3 separate regions of the Homo sapiens genome follow, and all the other regions are linked to region 1. The links are chromatin contacts, found by Hi-C or POLR2A ChIA-PET in ENCODE. All regions are on one chromosome and are shown on one strand. Each heading gives the region's core, a stretch centred on a gene start or an enhancer-like site at or near the end of the contact. The rest is flanking DNA. Distances are from core to core; before and after follow the strand shown. Region 1 holds the start of C1orf198 (chromosome 1 open reading frame 198). Region 2 overlaps FAM89A (family with sequence similarity 89 member A). Region 3 overlaps COG2 (component of oligomeric golgi complex 2).

What was found. Hi-C counts contacts between places; a loop is a spot of excess contacts on that map. ChIA-PET counts read pairs that join two places held with the same protein, here RNA polymerase II (POLR2A). Pooled maps may share reads with other maps.
Region 2: a map of endothelial cell of umbilical vein shows a loop between it and region 1 (4-fold over the local background). The contact joins the enhancer-like site here to the promoter of C1orf198 in region 1. A Hi-C loop is called at or near these places in 2 of 168 maps with a recorded cell type or tissue (chondrocyte and endothelial cell of umbilical vein), 1 of 37 single-sample maps with no recorded cell type and 2 of 50 pooled maps. POLR2A ChIA-PET finds 5 or more read pairs at or near these places in 3 of 52 experiments (Caco-2, H1 and OCI-LY7).
Region 3: a map of posterior cingulate gyrus shows a loop between it and region 1 (2.6-fold over the local background). The contact joins the enhancer-like site here to the promoter of C1orf198 in region 1. A Hi-C loop is called at or near these places in 2 of 168 maps with a recorded cell type or tissue (PC-9 and posterior cingulate gyrus).

What each region holds. Positions count from the first base shown.
Region 1 is chr1:230,867,239-230,869,938 of GRCh38, forward strand. It overlaps C1orf198 (chromosome 1 open reading frame 198), which reads right to left and starts at 1,283. Exons shown (of 4, transcript NM_032800.3): 1 at 942-1,283. The coding sequence starts at 1,274. RefSeq lists a silencer at 1,212-1,431 and an enhancer at 1,255-1,846.
Region 2 is chr1:231,027,488-231,030,187 of GRCh38, forward strand. The region is part of intron 1 of FAM89A (family with sequence similarity 89 member A); the gene reads right to left. Among named protein-coding and RNA genes, the nearest start is that of MIR1182, 8.9 kb to the left of the region's middle. Within about 2 kb of position 1,364, at least 3 of the 41 ENCODE cell types and tissues checked have a DNase peak (open chromatin) inside an H3K27ac peak, as active enhancers do; they include endothelial cell of umbilical vein, where a contact is called at or near this core.
Region 3 is chr1:230,680,433-230,683,132 of GRCh38, forward strand. All of the region lies in intron 10 of COG2 (component of oligomeric golgi complex 2), which reads left to right. Among named protein-coding and RNA genes, the nearest start is that of AGT, 32 kb to the right of the region's middle. Within about 2 kb of position 1,364, at least 8 of the 41 ENCODE cell types and tissues checked have a DNase peak (open chromatin) inside an H3K27ac peak, as active enhancers do.

The sequences.
Region 1 (2,700 bases), core at 33-2,532:
GTGCAAATTCTAATGGCACCAAACAGGCTTCGGTTAAACACATTTCTAAGAAAAAGAAGACCAAGTTTCTGAACCCTACAGAAGATTCAGGCGTTTGTGACTAAGTGTGGGTCATCCCTGAGCTTTTTCTGGAACAGATTCAGCGTTTCTACCTTCACAAATGACTGTCCCTCTAGCAGTCTGGACAGTGTCTAGATCTGAGACCTAAACATGCCCTGTTATGTGGCCAAGACTTACTGGAGCTCATTTAAACTTATCGTCCCTTAGTTTTTTGGTGGAAAACAGGGCCACCATGCTCACCCTTAAAACATACGCTGGGCATTGTGCTCACTTGGAAAACATCTTAGGGTGATGGATGGGTTTCCCTCCTTATCTTGGAAGACACCTTTTCTTCCTTGTTACCTGGCTTGGCAATTTTACTTTCCCCATACATCTCATCACAAGTATTCATGTTAGTATATATCATTTGCTCAGTCCCTTCACGGGCAGGCACGGGGTGGCGTTATTACCCCCGTTTTACACAGTGGAAACTGAGGCTCTAAGAAGTTAATTGACCCACCGCCATACAGGTAGTAAGTAGCAGAGCTGGATTAAAACCCAGGCTTGTCTGGTTTAAAATTGCTTGTTGTTTCCACTTTGGTCAGCCTCGCTTACGACAGCTCCGGGAGAAGTCTCTGGAGTCCGTGCGAGCCGGCGGATCAGGTCTAGATGGAGGTTCTTTAACGACCCACCTCTCGGCGATCTCTTAACCAACTCCCCCAGCGGAGCCCCCACCCCCCGAACTTCGGCTCTGGGGCTCCCCTCCCACCCACTGCCATTCCTGCCTTTTCTTTTCCAGCCCCTACCAGCTGGGGCGGCCTCACGCCGGCAGGTGCCCACCGGGCCGGGGCGCCTCGGGGCGCCGGGAGGGGAAGAGGGTCCGCGGCCAGGCCCGCACCTACCTCGTCCCCGAAGCGCACCACCTTCTGGCCCGTGGGCCCGCGCAAGCCGGGGAAGCGCGTGAGCTCCTCCGAGTCCCCGGGGTCTCGGGGCGCCGGGGCGCGCGGCCCCACCAGGCACCGGTCGATGATCTCGTCCTGCTGCGCGGGCGGCAGCCGCGCCCACTCGGGCCCGTACTTCTCGCGGATCTTCTCCTTGTCCTGCATGATCTTCCTGGCCATGGGGCTCAGCGACGAGAAGTAAGTGAAGCGCTTTCGCTCCCGGTCGTCCAGAGGCCGGTTCCCGCTCATGACCGCCGAGCGCGAAGCCGCGATCGCCGCCGCCATGGACGCCATGCCCGGCCTGCCCGCCGCTCCCGGCCCGCGCCCCGCCCCTCGCTGTGCCCGCCCTCGCCCCGCCCCGCGCCACCCGGAGCCCCGCCCCCTCCGGGAACCCCGCCCTGCACCGCCGCGTACCCGGGTCTCCAAGCCAACCCAGCTCCCCAAGCCCCGGGACCCCGGCCCTCCGTGGCCCCCTCCCCGGGAGCTCCTCCCTCCGGGCCCCCCCCCGCCACCCCCTCGCGGACCCCACGAGTCCCCCTTTACGCCTCCATAGTGGATTACCGCGGTGCCCGCAGGTTTCGGGCTCCCCTTACCCGGCTCAGGTGGTAGCCGGCGTGTCCCTGAGTCCGCGCCCGGCGCTCTGAGAGGGTGGCCGTGGTTAATTCCCGGTAGTGACCGCCATAGCGCCACGTGGCCACTGCTTGACAAAGGAAACTTTTTTCAACCTCCAGTGAGCCTAAGAAAGCCCCAGCATTTCAGGCCAAGCCGCTGGCTGCCTGGCTTCTGTTTTTACTCCTTTCCTTCTGTCCCTTTCTGGGACGAGCCACACCTTCTCTGCTTTCTCTGGGCCCGTCCAGGACGCTGGGCCCGGGGCCTGGCGCGGTGAGCTGCAGATAGCCGGGGGCGCAGGGCAGCCCGGAGGCTGGAGGGCGACCTGGAAGGCTGGACCGGTTCGGGGCATCTGGTGCTCAAGGAAAGTCAGCTCCCGCCGCCCCTCGGGGCCAGGTGGGTGCATGAAGTACCCGGTGGCCCAGGTGCCTTTCCCCAACCCAAGGAGCTCAGAACTCTTGGCAGTTCGACGTTTGCAAACAAACCAAAGAGGAGCAGAAAGTTTTCAGACTCAGAGGCGACATCCCAACAGGTAGGGGGCCAGGGTTTGTAATTTTGAGGTGTGTCCCAGACAGACCACAAAATTAAAATTATAGCGAGCCCCCACTTCCCCCAAGCCCCTCTCTCCATCTGACTGATTTTAACAAGACTAACAGGACTCAGGTGAGAATTGTGTCCACTCGTAAAATAAAAAAACAAAAACAAAAACCAGCATTTCAGCTGTTATCCAGGGTCTTTGCCTGGATAGTTCTGAACACAAAAGTAGAAATAACTTGCAAAGTCCTATTTTAAATGTGAGATGGCCTCATCTTCCGGCCCAGAAATCCTCAGAATATTTTTGGAATGTCATGAATGTGGCAGGCTCTACAGTTAAAGACATTATTATCAACAATGTTCACAACATAATATATTGAAGCAGGGAAAGGCAAGCACCACCAAATATAGTCTCCACAGTAAGTGGCGGATTATTTATGAGACCGGAAGTTTAAGGACAGTTTTTTGGAGTATGATCTTCTGTTTGAGTTGATGCTAGAGAAGCTCAATACATTGACCTGAATCCCACTGATTTCTCTCCTCTAATCCTTGTTTAATAATATAGGTAATGTTTAAA
Region 2 (2,700 bases), core at 114-2,613, 160 kb after region 1:
CCCAGCCTCTCAATGCCACTGTCTTCAGGCACCAGACTAAACTTCCTGATTTACCAGAAATCCTCTAAATCAGCTCGGAGGACATAAGGTAAGTCACTGCACAGTAAACCAGACTTCCTAGCCCGGGCCCCTCTTCCTCAGCTGTGGCTGTTTAAACAGCGACACTTAACATTTTCTAGAGGGAGGTGGAAGATCCGTAGGCAGCACTCCACCATCTGGTCTGACTGTTCTTCAGGCTTACGCCCTTGACTCCCAACCTGCACAGCCCCGACTGTCCCCCATGACACCCTCATCCCCACTGCATCTGTGAATGCTCCTCGACCACCCGCCCTGTACCTGATTCCCTCCACTCTTCAGACTGTGATTGGTTCAGCCAGTGTTCATCCTTTGCCCTCGGCGTCTCCACCTGTCTTAGGACATTTACTACTCTCTATATTATCGGTGTGCACACAGGTCTTCTCTCTCCTGACACAGGACAAGCTCCATGAAGGCAAACACCATTTCCCTTTTGGATCTCTCAGCACCCAGCCCAGAAACTCAGAGCAGACAGGCAGATATTTGGTGAATCAGTGAAAACGCCTGGCTGCAGAGATCTCACCCTCCCAGAGAACACGTAGCCGCAGAAGTGGCCTGGCAGTGGGGTGGTGCTGGCACCCACAGACCCTCTGGCTGCATCCCTCGGGCAGTCACAGAGGTGCAGACTGAACGGGCAGCCGCCGAGTGCCCTGTACACAAGGTGTCCCTGTGGGAAGCATCAGACCACTGAGTCCCCGCGTGCCTCCCATCACATCAAGGGCCAAAGACACCCAACCAAGTTTCCTCCAGGAGCGCTCTTTAGAGGGCAGATCTGGTGGTCAGTCTCTCTACACTGAAGGTATGTGGGTCTTGGATGCAGGAAGGGGAGAGAGCAACCATCCAAAAGGACTTGATTGCAAGACATGGTTAAGTCACCATGAACAAGAACTTCTCACCCTTCCAGAAAAAGAGTGGCTGGGGAGCCGCCGAGCAAGCCACTCTCCGAGCAGAAGCAGCCTGGATCTCAACGGTGTGTTCTCGCATGCCCTTGGAGGACGGCTGGTCTCCACATTCACAGCTGGATTCAGAAAATACAGCTCTCTTTTGAAAGCACACGTTTTGAAAATGCAGACAGGCTCATTTAAGAAAAACATGGAATGCTCAAACCCTGCAATTTGTGGTCCCTTATTCTCCACTTTAAATTCAAGAACAATCAGCAGCTTCCATGGCCGTAAACTGCGAGCGCAGGTCCTTCCGCTCTCTGCTCAGGCTTCCTGCTTCCTTCCTGATCATTCACTCCTCTTCTCCCATGCCCAGAGCTCCCCTCCACCCCTCCCGCAACACACACAGGTGGCCCCGAGAGCCACAGCATTCCCAACAATGGGGCCAAACAAGCCCAAACCACCCTTGAAACTGCTTCCTTTCACTTGGGATTTTCAAAACAGTAGGCTCCACATACAAATACACTCCAGACAGGGCGGTGGCTCCCAGCTGGGTGTTAAGTCACTGAAAGTCTCTGAGTATCTCTGGAGGCTGCATGGGGGAGAGAGTTCTTCCTAACTTAAAGCAAGGACAATAGAAATATGACCACTAGGAAACAAGGCTTAAAAGATGAGAGGAACCTTTAAAAGGAAATTTGTGTTGATTTAAACCAAAACATCATGAAAAATGTTAAGATTTTTTTAGAAATTAAAAAACTGCCATTTGCAGATTACAGGCTCACGCCTGTAATCCCAGCACTTTGGGAGGCTGAGGCAGGAGGATCTGCTTGAGCCCAGGAGTTCCAGGCCAGCCTGGGCAAGATGACGAGACCCTCATTTCTACAAAAATATTTTAAAAATTGGCTGGGTGTGGTGGTACGTGCCTGTGGTCCCAGCTACTTGGGAGGCTGAGGTGGGAGGTTCACTTGAGCCCAGGAGGTTGAGGCTGCAGTGCGCTGTGATCGCACCACTGCACTCCAATCTGGGCAACAGAGCAAGACCCTGTCTCAAAAAAAAGAAAAAAAAAAAGAATGACAAAGGCCCTTGCCTAAGGCCATCTAGTCAGTGGCAGAGTGGGGAGGTGACCAGATCTGCAGGACTCTGAAATGGGTGCTTTGACAATCACCCTGCACTGCCTGTACAGGGAAGATGAAGAGAGAGGCCCCAGTCTCAGCAGTGGTATAGCAACCTGCTTGGATCACAGGCCATTTTTATTCCTGGCTTTTCTGAATTTTCTAAGTTTTCTATTGTGAAAATGTATTAACAATGAGAAAACTTTCACAGTTATCTTTTAAAAACACAATGAATGAGTAAGTATATACAGATGGCTCACAAATTTATTTTAAAGACTTGGTAAATGCCCCAAATCTAATCACAGTGTCTAGTTTATATCCACAGGCCTGGACTGTAATTGAAGAAAGCAGAGATCCAATCGATTATAACCTGATTTCTGATAAAAGATATGTTGACTGAAGGATGCTGCCCTGCATAGTGTTTAGAAAAAGCCGAAGAGAGACTTCATCAGTGTTGATGCAGTTGGAGACGGGCTATGAGCCCAGCTACCCAAGCTTGACAGAAACACCCTTGAAGGACTCTCAGCTCCCTGGTGGGTTCCAGCTCTGTGCTCACTAAACGGCTTCTGATGACCTGGTCTCCTATGTAGCCTTCTCCTCCCATGGGCGGAAACATATTCGTGTCATCTGGT
Region 3 (2,700 bases), core at 114-2,613, 190 kb before region 1:
GGAGCTCCCATGGGCTATTTCAGCCCATGCTCTTGGCTCTGCCAGGCTGGGCCCCTTGGTGACGGCCCAGCTTGGCTTCAGCTGCATCTCCCTTCCATTTCAGTTTCTCTCAAAGCTGGTAATTGGACCTTAAACTACATTGAAACTCAGCCAGTTCCCTGAAAGTCTTTTTTACCTTCACCAGATTTCAGCCTTAAGCCTTCAAAGGAGCTGATTAGCCTTTTTTAAAAAACCTCTTTTATTTAAAATTCATGAAATTTTAAAAAAACACGTTTGAGTTACGGAAGTGTAGAACTTGTCTTTAGTACATTTGTTTTTCCATCTAAAAAGTAAATTCCATTAAGACTTTGTAGAACTTTTCTATTGATTTTTATCAGGTGTTGAGTTGTTTGCTCTGAAGGATGACAAAAAGTTCCGCAAACATGATTAGGGTCAGAGTTGCATTGTCATCAGATTCATTTCAAGGTCATTTGAAGTAAACCTAAAGACAGTGGGGTGTGATGGTTGGACATTTCCTAAGAAGAAATATTACTCTCAGTAATAGTTTTCTGCTCCTGGATCTGACTATATACCCACATCCCAATCACCTTCAGGAAAAAGGCCACCTCCCCACCCCAGCCACCACCACAATTCTTGTGAACACATTTTGTATCCTCTCACTCTTCCTGAGACCCCACTGTGTCTACATTTCATTTGCACCTACAGGCATATTGGAAAGTAGATGAGGACTTAGTATCTCATAGGAAGAAATTAAATGCAGATGTGATCAAAACAGCCCCAAATTATAATGAGTCAGTGGCTGCCTGGAAACTGCAGGTGTTAGCTCTTTAAATGCTAAAGCCTAAATTTCAGTTTGCTGTTCTTTTTAAAATTGAAATCTTTATAGTACATTCACATGTATATACTGTATTACATAGTATATGCTGAACACAGTCTTATGATGTGGAATCTACATAGTAGTATTAAGGTGCAAGTAGCCCTTTCCTGTTCCTGCACTCCTCTCAGACATGTGTATCCACAAGAGACGGGTGCACTTAATGATGTTTCCAATACTTCAGAGAAAAAAAACAATAGGCATCACTATTATTATCGCCATTGTTATTTTTATTTAAGTATTATTGTAGACCTGTGATGTTCGTGGAGGAATATGTCTAGAGACCTTCCCCAGGCCTATATTTAAGAATTTAGAAATGTTTGTATTTGGGGTTGCCCTTCTTACATGGATCCTGTTGAGAGTAGAATGACATTCGATGTGCACATGAAAACCACAGCATGGCTTTTCAGATTTCAGCAGAGGTTCCCTCTCACTTTTGGCCATTTTCCAAGAAGAAATATGATCTGTTGCTTCATTCCTGGAAGTGACTGCACAGCAGAGCTGTGTGAGGGGCTGGTCCCCTGGCTGGGGAGCACACCTAGGCCAAGTGACTCAGGCAGTTGTAATCATGTATCACTGTCCCTGCTCACAGACAGGCAGAACGTCTCTGTGAAGTGCAGGGATCAAGGCTCTGCTGCATTTCTTTGGTCCTTTTTCATTTCTATGCTTTTCAGAATTATCATAAATATACATAAAACTTTGTGTCCCATGTCTTTGGATAGTACTAAATTATACCTATTTTTCCTTATTGGAAAATAGCATCAAGCTTCCACATTAATACTGCATACTAGTCCATTGAATATATCTCAGGTTCCATAAGCATATTCCTTCTTTTGGCCATTTAGGTTGCTTCCAGTTTTTCCCTGATATAAACAGTGCTGTGCCAGCTATCAGGCCTTTTCTGTATCAGGGCTAACTTCCTATATTTTGTTTAGATTTTGAAAAAAGGCAGGACTTGGGGGTCTGAGATTGAGCTCTAGGTGCTGGTTTGCTCTCCCAGGTGCAGAGCAATCCCATCTCCCTTGTTCCCGTGCTCAGTGTCACTGCCTCCTCTTACTGCTGTTCCTGGGCTAGTTTCCAGTGCTCTCTTATCCCACTTTTCCATCTGTCACTTGTTCCTTCTGTACCTCTCAACTGCAGCTTGAAAAGACTAGCCTTTTGTAAGCTTCACTGGGCAATTAGAGTTCCTTTCCTTCCATGGGGCAGACGGGACAGCTACTGGAAACCAGCCAGCTACAATGGTACAGGATAGCCTTAGTGTCTTCAGTGCTCAGCTGTGTTGGGTAGGGCTGCTGCTTTTTGTCTCAAGCTGTTCTTTTTACTCTTCAGACAGTTGCCTTTAGCTCAGTCTGTGAACCGCTTTGTAAAAGCACATTATGTACTATAAAAAATAATTTAATATCAGTTGGATAAATTGATATTGAGCATGCATCAGAATTCATTACTAGTAAGGCAATTAGCAGGTGACAAAAGAGCATGCTAGTAAAGAGATATATGAAATTGCAAGAGTTATATAGTTAGAAAACAATGCCTGCAAAAGCAGCTAGCTTAAAAAAACTATATAACACATTTGCCTTTCACAAAGTCATAAAAACATGTCCATATCCATTATTAGAACAGAAGTCTGTGACAGGATGAGCTGAGGTGCCAGGTGAGCCAGCTGTCATCAGGGAAAAAAGAACGCACATCTAGGAAGCGCTGGTACAGACAGCCGTAGAACCCGAAGGGCAAGTACCATGGACGTGGGAGAGGGTCACAGATTAGAAGAGCACCAAGCAGTGAGTTCTAGTTTTAACTGGCCACTTCCTGTGATTTTTCTCAAGCTG